Linked DNA regions of Homo sapiens: region 2 is linked to region 1. A link is a loop called in an ENCODE intact Hi-C map of the cell type or tissue named here. Cell type or tissue: adrenal gland. All regions are shown on one strand. Each heading gives the region's core, and the rest is flanking DNA. Links, peaks and the distances in the headings are about the cores only. Region 1 overlaps GADL1 (glutamate decarboxylase like 1). Region 2 overlaps OSBPL10 (oxysterol binding protein like 10).

Region 1 (8,636 bases), core at 2,223-7,222:
TGTGTTCCCAGGTATTGTGTCCAATATGTCATTCCTCCCTATCTCTCCCCTCCTTCCTAACACACAGTATCTGCATTGGTTTTAAGTTTAGACGCATTGCTAGTGGTGGTTCCTAGTGATCTTCAATAGGCTTCCTAGGTTTCCCTGAAAGCTTCGGGCATTGTGGTAGAGTTACACTTCGCTTTTGTTTTGTTAAGACAGAGTCTCACTCTGTCACCTGGGCTGGAGTGCAGTGGCACAATCTTGGCTCACTGCAACCTCCACCTCCTGGGTTCAACCGATTCTCCTGCCTCAGCCTCCCAAGTTGCTGGGATTACAGCTGCTCACCACTATGCCCTGATAATGTTTTGTATTTTTAGTAGAGATGGGGTTTCACCATGTTGGCCAGGCTGGTCTCAAACTCCTGACCTCATGATTCACCCACCTCAGCCCCCCAAAGTGCTTGGATTACAGACATGAGCCACCGCACCCAGCCCTATACACTTTGCTTTCTAAAGTAACTTCCTGAAATAAGTTTGTATCTTTGCTTCTTCTGAAGCTGCCTTATAGTGGTCAGATATTGAGGATGAGAAAGTTGAGGATAGAATGCAAAGATAAGATGGGAAATGTTAGACCCCAGAGAATGTAATTGAAAATTCCACTAGTTTGTTTTGCCCCATCATTACTCAGTATTCTGATGTAGAATATTTCTTATTTTGTCAATATTTCATAAATAAGTACACTATGCCAACACAATTTACGTTCTTAAAAGTAATTAACAAGCTGTCTTTTCGTATTCATGTATGGTTATTTCAATTTTTTCCATTTGCTGACCTGCAGATTTGTGACTAATGTTAGTCATTTATAACAGGCTCCTTTCTCCTTAATAGTAGAGGAGAAATAAATCTTAAAATCTACTTGACGGGTTTGTTTTATTGTTTGGTGATAAAACTTGATGATATTCCAGATATCTTTAGAAAGAGTTTAGTATTCTCCCTGGCAGGTTTCTGATTAACGGCACTTGAAGATGAGACTGCATAATCTGAGTAGGGTGATGTGCTTCCGTGGAAACCTCACAGTGAAGACATCTACACAGGCTGCTGCTTTGGATTTTAGGGAGGGCTTCAGTATCTCTTTCCTTGCCCCATTTATTTCCTGAATGTCTTTTTGCATGTCTAATATCTGGACTTAGGAGCGGCTAGAAATAACAGCAATCCTGTGTATAACGTCTCCTGATCTCTTAGGGACTTGTAGATATGCATACACACATGCACACATGTTCACAAATTAATTGAAAGCTGTGTATTTTTCAGAACTCTGATTTTGTCATTGTCTTTGACATTAGTATATTCAGTCACTCATTTTTGGACTGTGAACTAAAAGCACCTGTGTCTTTAAAGGTGCAGCACTTTAAAAAATGTTCAAAGATGAGGTTCTTTTTTAAACCTTATGCTACAGAATTTATAGTATATCCTTCAAAAATCCTGTTTCCTAGTAGTTATCACTCGCTTTCAAGCTGTACTTTAAAATTTATGTTTAAAGAGTCTAATATCAAAGTGCCTTTTAAAGAAAATAGCTCTAAATGTGACTTAAGAGGCTCCCCTTACTTGGATAGTGGCTGGCATTGTAGATTTCAAGAATGCTTAACTAATGAATGTCCTGAATTTTGTAGATACCGTATGCTCTTTCCCCAAACCATTAAAACCTAAGATAAAATGTTGTTTTAAGTATTCTGTCAGGTAGAGATATTATGTACAATTTGTCATGCATTCTAATGGTTATCAGTTTTGTTCTTATGCCATTCTGCAACTAAGGGTCAAGAAGCCACTTAGGTACTTCTGATAATTATGGCCAGCTTCAGCAATCAGCTGAAGAAGCTGGAGTGTTCCTTCAGCTGAAGGGCAGGGAATACTCAGTGCTTTTCTCGCTTTTATGCTCAATCTCTTTTCTAGTTAATTATTGTCTTTCTAAATATACTCCACTGGATTTATACAATTCCAACCAACAAAAAGTTCCAATAAAATTCTTGTTGTATGCGCATGTTTAACGGGAAGTTCATGATGAGTTTTCCTTTGTATTTAATAGCATCTTTCAACGCATAAAATTTGTTATTACTTTGCTTATTTGCTGATTAATATATTGTTTTGTGGTCTAAACATTTTCATAGATGTGTTTTGTGGATAGTAACTTGAACTCTCCAGAAAAGCCAGATAAGTACAGATGTCCTCATTATAAATTTTTTTTTCTTTCCTTGAGCTTAACAGCCTCTCTTCTCTTGTTTCTGTTGGATTGTTCTAATTTATTGTGGCATAAGTTCTGAGTTTAGCCTATCTCTTGAAAATTAAAATAAAGAATGAAGCTGGCATTTCTGCAGGCTGAGGCTGAGCTCACGGGCCTGAGGTCAGGATGAGACCAGTTCTCTGAGCTCATGGGCCTGAGGTTAGGATGAGACCAGTTCTCAGGAATTTTTGTGGGAGTGGCCACCCACAGCTAACAGTAAACACTTGTTCACTTGTGACCTACTGATCCACTGGGCACCCTCGATGACAGTCATGGGAGATGAGGCCAAGGAACACAGCTAAATCTGCATTTCATGAACATCTATTGTTCTGCACACATACATGAGGCATGAGTATACTATTCTCTGTACGGAGTGCCACTGGCTTTCTGTGTAACATTTGCACATGAGCCAAGTTTATCATTTAAGTCTGTTTCTTTAGCGTCTGTTCGTGTAAGGTCTACGTGAAATAATTCTGAATTCCCAAGTATATCAGAGTGAACATCGAGGAAAGGCAGAAGCTTAATTAATGCTTATAGGCCACTTACCACTGTGTCTCTGATTTTATTTGGTTTACTCAGTCGAGTTGCAAACCCAAGTACGTATAGAAGCTAGACAAGTAGCATAAATGAGAGGAGCCTGAGCATAACATAGTAGGGAGTGATGGGGACTGTGATACACTGAAGTATATTGGTCCCAGCTAAAGGGAACAACCTCTACTCAGCTCCTAATCATGACTGCCATGCAGGAATGCAGGCCAGGGTTGCCGGGTCTTATTTTTAAGAGAAGCTAGATAATACACAGATGATTACGTGAACCCTTTGTTTTTAATGTTTTCAATATTGGTAAGTGATTTAGAAATGTGTAATATCTTACCTAAATTCGTCAGTCCTTGATTACCTGTGTGTCACTGGAAGCTCCTTGAGATGAGAGTTTGTCCCTTCATCTTTGCTCCTCCATGGCAGCAGTTCTGGGATTGGCCCACTATCGACTGAGGGATGCTTGAGCTCTCTCATCTACTAGAAGATAACGGTCTCATACTGTCAGATCTGTCAAGTAGTGGGTGTTTTAAGGACGGTGACCTTGTGGCAAATGTGGCAACACAGTTTAGACATATGGGTGTGGGTGCATTTTGATCTTGTGTTTTCTCCTTTCCGGATTCCAAGAACTAGATGGGGCCTCTGGGCTTCAATGCCTCTCCTGAAGTTTGTGTGTTCTGAAGATGTCTATCTTCCTAGATGTTCTTTGTAGCCTAAGCTGGCCCATGATTAGACCATAGAGGAGACAAAGAGGCAGGCACAGGGGGGAAGCAGGAGGAATTTCCCTCAAGCCAGAAGAGGGTACAGGAGACAATTTCTACAGATAGGAATCATCCTCAGCTTCCCTCTTTGCGTAACCTAAGGAGGTATCTGGGTGTGTGTGTGTGCGTGTGTGCATACGTTCCAGACATTGGAACTTCTGCCCCTATCCTAACAGATAAGGATACAGCACTGTCACCATGTACCAAGACATCATGTTGGTTCAGGTCATAAGTATTTCACTAGTCGCTGGATGGACCGATGACCTAAATACGAGCACTGAATAAGATCCTCATCTCTACAGAATGCTTTGGGGCTGTGGGAGCTGTAATAATGACTGAGTGACTTTCAGCCTTGCCTAGGATGGTGGCTTGCAGTTGAATTTAATTTTATTTAGAGAAAATAAAGTACAGTACTGTGACATTTCTTGCACACTTGAGTTCATGGAGCAAAATCCATACCCACAACACAACCATTAAGGAAAATGCTCTGGACTTGATGCAGTTTGTTGTTGCAAAAACAAAGAATAGACCCCTGGGCTGAAAGGAAAAGACTTTTTCCATGGTCTCTTTGAAGTGCTTTTGCCAGTGCCCAGCCTGCCCCCTGGTGGCACTTTTGCTCATGTTTTCGTTCACAGCTGGAAAATGACACACTAAATGCGGAGTGAACAAATGCTGTGAAAATGTTATAGAGTTACAGCATCACAGGTGTCAGGGTATCCGGTTCTGCCAGACCAAGAAAGACTCACCTAAGTCAAATTCTCAGAGATCAAATTGTTCCTTCTCTTCACTTCAAATGTTTCTTTCTTCATCTTTATCTCAGAGGAAGTCACATCCCTTCTCCAAAGCAAACTTTTCCACATTTGCCTTTGAGGCTTCTTTGTGCCTCAGAGGTCTTTGCACCTCCAGTCTCGCCACTCTTCCTTCTCCGCCTCTCCTCCCCCTCCCCACCCCTTCTCTCTCCCCCTCTTCTCCTTCTCAAAATTTCATTCTTATTTCCTCTAATATCTTGTTCCCCCTCAATTGATAAATATGTCCAAGGCTTCAATGAAATAAATGACAATTTTTCCTTAATGTTTTCCCCTCAAGCTACTTCACTGTCTCTTTCCTCATCCCTTTGGACCAAACTCCTGAAAATAAAAATCTTCAAATGGCTTGCCCTCTATAACAAGTAGTCCCTTCTCATAATTTATAAAACCATTCTCAATTTGGGGCATTTAGGTTTCCAGGGTTTTGCTATTGTAAACAATAACAGATGAACATCTTTTGCTCACATCTGCTTTTGCTATTATTTCCAGACGATAAAGTGCTCAAAATGTAATTGCTGCCTGAAAAAACTCATGCAGCTTTGAGCCTGATTAGCTTTGTATTACTAATTTTTAAGAAGTCTGTATACATTTGCAATGCCAGCAGTAAGGAATGAGTACACAAGCTTCAATCTAACTAACATTGGGTGTTATAAGGATAAGGGGGGGGGGGGTATGGGGAGTTATTTAGAAGGTAAAAAATCCTATCTCAAGTTTATTTTGCACATATTTATTAATTGTTGGTAGGCTGAACAATTTCTCTTTACTGATTGTCAGTGTATTCATTTTTTTCATATTTTAAGTATTTATATTTTGAGATCTGATGTTTTTCCTTATAAATTTGAATAAGGGTAACATGGTTTGGGTTTTAAAGCTGTCTTTGTAGCATGGAATGCAAATATGGCCTTCAGTAATAATATCCTTTGTATTTAGTCTTCTGTACGATGAAAAAACAGCAAGTTTTAAATTTTTTATGTATTCAAATCTGTCAATCTTTTCCTTCATAATTTATTCCACTGCTTCAAAGCTGAAGTTACTGTTTTCTTATAAACCTGATATTCTATTCCATCTCCTGCTGGCTTTACTGTCATTCAATTTTTTGTATTTAAATCCTTAATCCATGTAGAAGTTATTTTAGTGTATCATGCAAAGTATGAATCTAACCTGATCATTTCCTCAAAGTATTATCAAGTTTTTCTAATTAATTCCTCCTAACACTTTATTATGGGGTCTTATGTTACAATTTTAAAAACTATTTCAGTTTTCCAATCTGTTCTATTGATCTGCGTTTCTGTTTTTGTGCCAAGAACCAAAGGATTTAAATGGCTTTCCTTTACGATAGGTTCTCAAATCTGCTAATACTCTATCCTCCTGGATCTTTTGTAAAATAGCATTCTTTAATATTTTTCATTTTTATATGTTTTAGAACTCTTTAAGTTAAAAAGGGCATCTTTTAAATATTCTTATTGAAGATTAAATCACTGATTCTGAAGTAAATAATGCCTCTGCCACTCACTGGCTGCATGACCATGAACAAGTTACTGAAACTTGCTTTCCTTTTCATTTTTTCCATCAATAACAGGAGGATATTTAAAAACTACCTGCACCTCACAGAACTTTGATGGGGATTACAGTATTTAAGCATTATACCAAAGTGCTTAGAATAGTGCCTGGCACAGAGTAAATGCTTGATAAACATTAGCTTTCATTATTATTCATCCTGTTACCTCATATTTGAAGGACTATATGAGCCCCAGATATCTTCTCCATGCCTTTTTGTTTGCTTAACAAAATACCTTAACACTATCACAATAATAGACTTCCTAAAGTCCAACTCTCAATATGTCACTCATGTTTCCCCCCTTGTCCCATAGGAAAGTCTATGATCATTCAGGGACTACAGTGATCTGATTTACTCAACCTTCTTACCTTGTCCTCTGCTAATCCTATTTATGTCCCCTGCAGTCTAGCTGACTGAGCCACCTGCTCTCTCCTGTCTTTACTTGGAAAGCCAGCCTATCACTGTCATCAAAAACACACTGGCTTGGCAGTCAGAAAAACCTGGATGAAAGTTCTGGCTTCATCTTTGTGGTGTGCCTTTTGGTACAGTACATTACCACTCCATACCTGTTTCCTCATTAAGAGAAAAAAAATCACAGTAATGATATGTTATGGATTTTCAGGGACTAAATAGGATAGTACATGTAAACCACTTCACATAGTGCTAAGTGGGACAGGCTACATAATTTGCAGAGCCTGATGTGAAGTAAATGTGGGGTTCCTTTTCCAGAAACTACTAAAAATTTCAAGATGGCCACAGTAGAGCATTACCAAGCATGGGGCCCCTTGTCAGCTCAGGAGCTTGTGTGACTGTGCTGGTTGCACATCTTCAAGACATCCCTGATGCTCAGGGTTAATGAGAGTGAATTTAGCATTCCTACCTCCTAGTATTTTCTCTCTGCTTTCATCCCTGATGCCTTGTGCCTATATTCTACCACCTCTTCATTCTTGGTGCCCCATGTTCAATTTCCTCCTGGAGGCCTCAGATATATACTTGTTTCTTCCTCTGAATGGGGAATGATGCAGTCTTTTGTAAGCCATTTATAACTTTTAACCAATATCATTTAACCAATACAGTCAATTTTTATGTCTGACTCCAATTTAAAATTAGAAGGTCAGCCTCTCAGCTTTCCCAAGACTTATTTCCTGGCACCTGAGCATGAGTACCCCTTTTCATATACTCTTATGACACATTTTCTTCCCGTCTTGCCAGTTACGATAATAAAGCAATATTTGGGAGGGGAGTTGGGAAAGATTATGTCAAGCTAGAGGCGAGAGAAACAGACAAATTATGCAATGCATAGGAGAAAATGGCTGATGAATTTTAAGCATAGGGATGATGCATTACAATTCCCCTATGATACAGTAGATTGCAGGGGAGATGAAGGTGGGGACAATGTGTCACATTAGGGTCATATTTGAGTTTCAACCCTTCCAAGCCTGGCTAGTACAAAAACTCATGCAAAATAAAAATGTGGGGCTCCTTGTTTCAAAATTACCCAGAGTTTTAAGATGCTGACAGCTGAGCATTAAACCAAGCATGCCCTTCTGAGGGCAGGGCCTTGTTCAGCTGCACAGGTTGCACACCCATGAAGCAAGCCCTGGTACTGAATGTTTAATAATGGGGTTGATTGTCCTTGTATGTTTTCACAATGTTATCACATAGTAGATGCATAGAAAATAATTTATTGATTCATTCAGCAAAATAAGGCATGAACTTCATTTGGGCAACTTATATGCTTATTGTGGCTTCCTGAAGACATCATGGTTTGTTCTTTGTCCATTATCCCACCTGTAGTTTTACAGAATATGACTACTCATCCTGAAAGTGTGAGTTGGTCTGCAGTAAAAACCTAGGATCATATTTTTATCTGGCTTTTGATGTGCAGGAAGAGCCGAGAGCCACCACTTCTTATGAGTGGTGATCCATGTGGGGAATTCGGGATAAGGACAGCTTAAGGAAGACATGTTAGGGGAGATGAACATTTTGATGGCTCTTCTAATGTTGCCTTTGAGGGAACTACCTCTGTCTTGCGTAAATCTAGCAGTTAGTGTTGTAAGTTGCTATTTAGTTTTGGTTCTGCTGGTCAAATCATCAGTTCGGAAGGAAAAAGTCAATTTGCAGTTGTGACTACAGATGGCTAAACCTGCATTGTCAGACTTTTCCTGCAATCTGTCCTTGGATTATGCTGTTTCTTATGAAAATGTCCCCCCTCTTTGCAGGATGTTCTAGAAATGGTAGTGCCTCACTGTTTTAGGGGTAGGTAGGGATAATTCAAATGTTGGCAGTGCCACAGCAGAGCTTGCTTTAGTCAACTGTAATATCACTTGCCTAATTCCGAATGGAGATTGTCAGTACAACCTGGGGTGAGCCGACACTGAAGTATACCGAGGTGGACTAGAATACTGTGGCAGTTTAGTTTGGTACTAATCATGTCTATCATGTGAGTTAACAATTCTTAAGTGTAAGATGATCAGAGAATTCACATGGGAACTTGCCTACTCAAACAATATATTTATTGAGCATCTATTGTGTTCCACTGTTCTTGGTGCTTGGGACATGCTTCTCGAGTGATTTCCTCTAATAAAATGCTCAGCAAGGGGCTTAGAAAAATAACAAGGGACCAAGTAGTACGAAAGAGTTGGAAAGAAAATGTAACTACACTTGGCTCTACTTCCATTTTTACAGGAAAAAAAGCTCAGTTTGATTCAGTTT
Region 2 (8,636 bases), core at 2,262-7,261, 1.0 Mb before region 1:
GCTGGAGTGAAGTGGTGCAATCTCGGCTCACTGCAACCTCCGCCTCCCAGGTTCAAGCGATTCTCCTGCCTCAACCTCCTGAGTAGCTGGGATTACAGGCGCGTGCCACCACGCCCGGCTAATCTTTGTATTTTTAGTAGAGACGGGGTTTCACCATGTTGGTCAGGCTGGTCTCGAACTCCTGACCTCGTGATCCACCCACCTCGGCCTCCCAAAGTGTTGGGATTACAGGCGTGAGCCACCACGCCTGGCCTTTATGTATATTTGTAATGTATGAAAGATTACCTGCTAATTACATGAGAGAAAACAAAGCTTTCAAGAGAGATGCCAGGCAGTGTGCACTGCACTCGAGTCTCTGACTGAGTGTCACTACTGTGGGACAACTTGATGTGCCTACTGCATGATGAAGCATGACATTCTCAGCCACACTCATGAGTATTCCTATTCCAAATCGAATCAGACCTTTAGACCTACCTTCTGGTTTGCAGAAAATACAGGGGATGGAGAAGCAAGTAAACCACCACCATAAAGGACAATCAGATCCATAATATGGGACCTTTTGTACAACCACAACCCTCATTTCTTCAAATGTCAGTGTGGCAGGGACAACGATAGGCACAAACATGTAACACTTGCTGTGTGTTAGCAACATTTCTAAGTGATTCACATTTATTAACAAATTCATTCCTCATAAGCCTATGTGATGAGAACTATTGTGAGCCCCATTTTACAGTTTTTGCATGTTTGGGCATTTTCTTGGTGATTTTGCTGTTTTAAATGTCCCCCAGGCGTAGTGCTGACGAGTGCAGGAAGGTTGTGATGTGCCTTACAGAGAAAATATTTATGTCAGATATGCTCGTGTGAGTTATAGTGCAGCTGGCTGTGAGTTCTATGTTAATGAATCAAAATGTAGTACATCCAAAAAAGGAAGAGGAAATTTGCCAATCTGTATGTGAGGCCACTCTGGAAAGTGCTAAAGTAACATCTATAGTGCATATGAAACTTTGGGAAAAATAGAAAACAGCTACATTTGTGGATTCAAGAGATGACTTTTTATTTATTTATTTGTCAGTTTGTTTGTTTAAAGCATAGTGGACAGCATTATGGGACTGAAAGCCAAAAAAAAAAAAAAAAGTTTGGTCACGTTACCCAGGATCAGGAAATGTGAAACCCTTCTTGGCTAGTGCTGGCTTGCACGTTTTGAAAGGCGATATGACATGAAAAGTGTTACATTTACAGAAGAGGAAGGTTCCGAGAATCAAGAATCTGAGAAAGAATTTTAAAAATACAGTCTATCCTCATTACAGATTCTGTATTTGCAAATTCTCCTACTTCCTAACATGTATTTATAACTTCATTGATACTTGCAGTGCTTTTGTGGTCATTTCCAGACACACAGAATGGTGAAAACTGTGTTTCTGGATGCACATGTTCCCAGAGAGGGCAAACAAGGCAGGGCTTTGCCTTCTTGTTTCAGCTTCATGCGGAGATGACCAGAGGATAGAGACGGCAGGGGCAGTGCAGTGCAGTGGAAGAAGCTCAGCTCTGGGGCCCCTTGGAGGGGGTTCAAATCCCAGTGCTGGCACCTGTTACTGATGTGGCCTCAGGCAAACGGCTTACCACTTTTGGGCCTCATTTTCTCTTTGGTAAAATGGAAAATAAAATCCACCAAGATGAGTTGTTTTTGCATTTAAGATTATAGTCTTTGTGAGAAACACCCACACATACATTTCCCCAATGGTTGAGTATTTGCTCATTCACCATTTGTGGTGACTTTTTGAAGCAGAACTGTGAATAATGAGGATTGACTGTACCTGCTAAATGTTAAAAAGGAAAGGGGTTATGTGGAACGGCTGGTTTTCAATACTAATAAAACTGGCTTATTTTATAAGGACCTTGGCAGTTGAACCTGTATAAAGCTAATGGCATTTTGGTTGATAAAAATGTTGTGACCAGAGGTTCGGGGTAACCTAACCCTGTATTTCCCTAGGAGCAAACGTTTAGTATTGTCTAATTCAGTGTTTGTGGAGACTTTAATAGAACATAACTACTGTGCATAATGAGAATCAGCTGTAACTGATTTGGTGACTTAAAAAAAATCTGCTAGGCAAATGATTCTGCAAGAGAAGTGTAATATGTTTTACACTGAATCTATTGTTTCTTAAATGAACATGTTTCATGATGTCTGGCTAAAATGACATAGTGTTCCCGGACCAAACTGAGGGTTGGGCTGCTTATTCTTGCGGCCCAATAACAAGATGCAGAGGAACTGAGAAAGAAGAGAGTTGATTTCTGTAACGGGTTATAGGGAGAAGGCCGGGAAAATATCGTCAGACCAACTCAAAATTACGAAGTTTTCCAGAGCGTATATACCTTCTAAGCTATATGTCGACATGTAAGTGTGCATTCATCTAAAGACATGAGTGATTAAGGTCCGAGTCCTGAAGACCTTCCTCTGGAGCCTTAGTAAATTTACTTAATCTAGATGGGTCCAGGTGACAGGGGTGATTACCTTTGTCTTGTCTCCTGCTAAATCATGGAGGTTTGGGGAGTTCCTTTATACCCCAATAAAACTTGTTTGTGGAGGTCTGGGGAGTTCCTTCAGACCCCCAATAAAACTCATTTAATCCTAAATGGGTCCTGTTAATAATTCCTTCTTTATCTTGTCATGCTTCAAAGCCAAGGAAAGGCCTGGGCAAAACTCTTGGTGGGTGTTTGTGACATTCCAGCCTTTGCATAAGGACACTGGCTCTATCAGCTTTTAATATTGAACTTACCCACTCAGTTAGTGCTGAAACAGTTGTCATGGAGGCCTGCCTGTTCAGCTGTTAGTTAGACCTGGCCTGCCACAATAGCATAGAAATTCTGTATCTGTGATAACATTTATTCAGTGTTTCCTACATGCCTGTCACTGTTTTAAGCACTCTGAGTGTAATCTCATTTAACCTTCAGGGTAATAACTGGTAGTAGCAGGGACAGCAACAGACACAAACACTTACGTAACACTTGCTGTGTATTAGCAGCATTTCTGAGTGATTCACGTATATGGACTGATTCATTCCTCATGATAAGCCTATGTGATGAGAACTATTGTGAGCCCCATTTTACAGGTAAGGAAACTGAGGCCAAGGAAGATTAAACATGCCCAAGATTACAGTTAATAAGTGGTGTCCTCAGCCTACACTCCTAGACACTAAACTGTGCCACTTCCTAGAATGGGGAGAATGGGGTGCTCCCTCGACCAGTAAACAAATTAACTGAGTAGGAGCTTGTATTTTCTCGTATTTTATTATGTATTGTTAGTTTTCCGTGAAGCTGAGCTCAAAACTAGTTCCCTTCTTTTTTTTTGAGACAGAGTTTTGCCCTTGTTGCCCAGGCTGGAGTGCAATGACGCGATCTTGGTTCACCGCAACCTCCGCCTCCTGGGTTCAAGCGATTCTCCTGCCTCAGCCTCCCAAGTAGCTGGGATTACAGGCATGCACCTCCATGCCCGGCTAATTTTGTATTTTTAGTAGAGATGGGGTTTCTCCATGTTGGTCAGGCTGGTCTCGAACTCCTGAGCTCAGATGATCCACCCACCTCGGCCTCCCAAAGTGTTGAGATTATAGGCGTGAGCCACCGTGCCAGGCCTCAAAATTAGTTCCTACAGGCATTTTAGCTGATAGTAAACATAGCAAGTGTCAGACAATGGACTCCTGTTTCTCAAACCAGCTTTACAAACAGAGATGACCTGTTCATCAAGGAGAACAGACCACACAGGATAAATGCTTAAGAAATGGGCTATTTGGGTCGATTATTTTTTAATCTTTGAAATTGTTGATGGGGAATGATATGGCATTAACAGCATTGTAGAGTTGGTATAACCCCCGTCCCCCAACTTTTTTCCAGAGGAAAGGAAAAATAGGCATTTTAAAATTCAGTTTAAACCTGAACATTAGCCTCTCAGGACAGAAATGGGAAAATGCTCCCTGCACCTTTTCTCTTTATCTGTATCAGTAGTCCCTTGCCTGACATCCCTGAGACTACAAGTTTTGGTTTTTTTATTGATTGCTTTATCTTTGACCACAAGTTTCTTTGAGAATCTAATGAAAGTCAAGGACTCTTTCCTTAGGAGGAAAATGCTTCTAGGTACAGGCAGAACCTTGTCATCAAATATATTTTGTGGATATTCCCAAACCCCTTGAAAAACCCATTGAGATGGCATTGCAGGGTCCATAGATTTCAGAACCTTCTTAGGGGATCCATGAACTATTTTCACCATTTAAAAATACCTACAATCAAGCAGTTATCTGTTTCTTTGCTCTTGGCTGGAGTTAAGTGAGCATTTGCTGGGAAATCTGGTTTTCTTATGTAGACAAATAACTGAAAGCAAGAAGTGGGTGAGGTGGGGTTCCTTAGTGGTGAAAAGGTTGGGAACTGACAGCCTATATGGCGTCTCCATCTTCATCTGCCTCTCCTTTTCCCAAATCCTGTAGTCTGCACAGCTACAGTCTAACTCATATATTTTTATAATGAGTTATAATATAAAAATATATTTTTAATAAAATATATTTTTATAATGAGTTATAATATAAAAATATATTTTTAATAAAATATATTTTTATAATGAGTTATAATATAAAAATATATTTTTAATAAAATATATTTTTATTCTGTTTTTTTTTGTTTTTTTTTTGTTTTTTTTTTTTTGAGATGGAGTTTTGCTCTTGTTGCCCAGGCTGGAGTGCAGTGGCGTGATCTCGGCTCACTGCAACCTCTGTCTCCCGGGTTCAAACAATTCTGCTGATTCAGCATCCAGAGTAGCTGGGATTACAGGTGTGCACCACCACACCTGGCTAATTTTTTGTGTTTTTTAGTAGAGACGGGGTTTCTCCATGTTGGTCAGGCTGGTCTCAAACTCTCGACCTCAGGTGATCTGCCCGCCTCGGCCTCCCAAAGTGCTGGGATTACAGGCTTGAGCCACCGTGCCCAGCCGTCTGTTCTTTGATTATTTCATGCTTGCATGTTTTGTCTCCTCTGTTCATTCTTAAGACCATTTGGGTACCACTTCTTAAGGGCCCCTTTCTTATTTTCCATGGGGCTTGGCACTCAGTAGTTCAGTTGGCTTATTTTTCCGCGGCTGCCGTCTTCTCAGGAAAGTGCAGTGTCTGCCAAAGGTGTCCATTCTTTTGTCAGCAGGGGGCAGCAATGGAATGGGCAAAAATGGTCATTGTTCTTCAGATTAACTTTTCAGAGCTCTAAGACCCTTTAAGGGGTAATACCTACCCAATGTGAATGCTGAGGAAATTGTTTGTGAAATAAATGGAGCTTGATTAAAATCTAGCATATATTTCAATTCGAAGCAATATTATTGTTTTAACTAGAGGAATTGCCTTGTTTAGAGGTGTATGTAGGTTTGGGTTCCTGATGCGTTGGGGTGGCACAGAGGGTGAAGTATACAGTCAGAAGCCTAGGAAGGGAGCCAGTGAGCATTTCCTCAGGCTGCCGGTTACCTTTTATTGCTACTAAATTTACATGAACATAGGCCAATTTATCCCTGGAGTGAAATATGTATTTATGTTGTAGTGTGGAAAGAATTACATGTGTTTATTTTACATCTGGGAAATCTGAAAAAATATCTGCAAGAGTACTAATATTACACATTTTCTAAAAGCTTCGTTTAAAGGTGGTGAATTAATAGTACACAGATAAGTCTAAAGGGAGACAATTTCTAATTATTTTCTGAACTGAAGGAGAAAATGCATTTTCCTTCTATAAATGGTCAGATTAGCCAAAAATTGGGCAGCCCTGAGATAGGAGTTTGGTAGGACTGGTTTTGCAAGGTATGGGTCGCAAAAACCTCCCCTGATAAAAAGAGATGCCTACCAAAACCAAGGGGGCCATGAACGTGACCTCTCGTGGTCCTCACTACTGGTCATATGCTAATTATAATGCATTAACATGCTAAGAGACACTCCCACCAGCGCCATGACAGTTTACAAATACCATGGCAATGTCTGGAAACTACCCTATATGGCCTAAAAGGAGGAGGAACCCTCAGTTCTGGGAATTCCCCACCCCTTTCCCGGAAAACTCATGAACAATCTGTCTCTTTTTTAGCGCACGATCAAGAAATAACCATAAAAATAGCCAACCAGTAGTCCTCAGGGCTGCTCTATCGAGTATCCTTTACTCCTTTACTTTCTTAATAAACTTGCTTTTACTTTACTCTGTAGGCTGGCTTTTGAATTCCTTTCTACATGAAGCCAACGACCCATGTGACCTCCCAGGCTGAACCCAAATTTTGAGGTTCGCCTTGTGACAGCCCCGACTACTGACACAATTGTGATAACTGAAGCAGAGCATTTTCACCTGGAAGAAACAAATCTGAAGTCTGAGGCTAGACCCAGAGCCTGAAGGGTGCATTCAGTGGTTCATTTAACACTTAATTAGGGTCACCTTGCACTAGCCAGGTGCTATGGGAGTGGGGACATGGGCCTGCTCCCCAGACCTCAAGGCCTTACAGAAGAGAAGGGCAAGTGCTCACGGGAGGGCTCTGAGAGACTTGGGGCACGGGGACTTCTAAGTGGGAGATAAGGAAGGCTTCATGAAGAACTGAGGAAGGGCATTGGAAGCCTGGTAGGACTTTGACCATGAGAGATGGGGAGGAAAAGCTTTCTAGGCAGATGTAACCTGACAGGAATTCAAGAGGTGTCATGTTGCCCAAGTAGGTAGTGTATTTATGAGGAGGCAGGGACAAGATACAAAGCCACCGTTTGTGAGAATTACACACAATTATATTTTTTAGATCCTGTACTTTCCAAGTGGTTATTGCAGGGACCACAGTTGAGTTTTTTTCTCACTGGCTTAGTGATGGTCGTGGGAGAAGAACTTATTCCCATGAACAGAGGGAACTGTTTTAATCACAACTGCATGAGCAAAACACAAGAGGGCTCTTGAAAGAGAGAATTGGCTAATATTGTAGCAAAATCCAGAGCTCCTCAGTGGTAATTTTAATTTCCACAAAGTTAATGAAAGTATAGCCCTCCAGACCTGATATGAAAAAGTAGTATAACGTAGCTAATTGGGTTGTTTTCTAGACTTAGGAATCACCAGGGAAAGGCTAAGCTTAGAGAGGACTGTGGATTGAGCCCTCATCTCTTTTTAATCTCCTCTATAACCTGGCAGATTCTATTGGCTTTTCATTATGAGATTGTACTGCAAATGAAAGAAAGAGGAGGTGGGGTGTTCTGGGCTTGGTTACAGCTGGGTGTTTATCACAGGCATTTATAAGAAGTTAGTACACTTTCAGGCCCTCTGACAGGAAGCTTTGTAACCTGGCATTCATGTCATGCCAGCATTAAGTTTAGAGAAATGCTCCATTATTTGATTAATTGTCTTGGATAAAAGCCTTAACTGATGTTCCAGTTGACCTACAAATCTTGTGAAGTGAGTTTTAAAAGTATTTGTAAATAGTATGTATCCTTATAGCTCATGAATGTCAGAATTCTACACTGGGGCCAGCACAGTGGCTCATACCTGTAATCCCAGCAATTTGAGGGGCTGAGGAGGAAGATTGCTTGAGGCTAGGAGTTCAAGACCAGCCTGGGCAACATAATGAGACCCCATCTCTACCAAAATAAAAATTATCTGGGTGTCATGGTGTGAGCCTATACTCCCAGCTACTTGGGAAGCTGAGCTCAGAGGATCATCTGAGTCCTGGAGGTTGAGTCTGCAATGAGCAATGATTGTGCCACTGCACTCTAGCTTGGGTGGTGATGAAGTGAGACCGTGTCTCAAAAAAAAAACAAAAAAAAACAAAAAAACAAAAAAACTACATTGGGCCAAACATCACAGAGCAGTGGGCAGAGGGAAGACCCTATGTTGAAGTGGGGGATCTGTGTCCACATGGTGTGTCACATGGCCACTGTTTTCCACATCTCCAGTGTCAGCTGAGTGGGCTCAGGCAGGCATGTGACCCAGAGCCAATAACGTAAACTCACTTTCTCTCATCTGAATTAGGAGAAGAAACTAGAGGATTGGGTAGATTTGGCTCCAGCGGCTCTGCTGGGCTTTGTTGCAAGTGGAGGAAGTTGAGTTGAGCAAGAAGAGGAGAGAAAGGTGTGAAAACCAGCGACCATAGAGACCAGGGGATAGAGAGAAATAAGAGACGGCCATATCTCTGAAGGAAAGAAAGAGTAGCTCTTTCAAGTAGTTTCTGGGCACTCTTTCCTGTATCCATGCAACAAATCCCCTTCTCCTTGCATGAGTGTGGGTGGTTTCACTTCTTTGTTACTAAACTTTCTCTGTGACCATGATCAACTAAACCCTGGGAGGTATACAAGGAAAATATGAAACCTTGTCCCCTGACTACTGAACTTCTCAGTCTTGATAGAGCAAGAAAAAAAACCCAAACCTGGTCCTACTTATCCCCAGAAATGGTATTGTACCTCCTTTTTCACTTGCTAATTTTAAAGTCCCACTGGCTGTCACTTAGATTGGGTGTATACATTGTTTTTGTTCAAATGGATCCATCTCATAGTGGCATTGAGACCAATCTTCTTACCTGTCCGAAGGGAGGAGAACAGCCCCTTCCCAGCTCTCAAAGAGATGCCTGGGTGCTCTCCTTTGTATATTCATTCATTCATTCATTCATT

Evidence for each region. A loop is a pair of places that touch in the nucleus more often than their neighbours do. Peaks named below come from ENCODE experiments on the same cell type or tissue, not always from the same donor. Only the 100,000 strongest peaks of a DNase experiment are listed, where the experiment ranks them.
Region 2: it touches region 1 in a loop (4-fold over the local background); 35 of 110 quality-filtered maps call a loop at or near these places.

Annotation. Positions count from the first base shown.
Region 1 is chr3:30,764,434-30,773,069 of GRCh38, reverse strand. All of the region lies in intron 14 of GADL1 (glutamate decarboxylase like 1), which reads left to right. Among named protein-coding and RNA genes, the nearest start is that of GADL1, 130 kb to the left of the region's middle. In adrenal gland, for the core only: a CTCF peak has its summit at 4,160 (motif pointing left); a DNase peak (open chromatin) is centred at 4,169.
Region 2 is chr3:31,765,499-31,774,134 of GRCh38, reverse strand. All of the region lies in intron 4 of OSBPL10 (oxysterol binding protein like 10), which reads left to right. Among named protein-coding and RNA genes, the nearest start is that of OSBPL10-AS1, 66 kb to the right of the region's middle. In adrenal gland, for the core only: a CTCF peak has its summit at 5,178 (motif pointing right); a DNase peak (open chromatin) is centred at 5,115.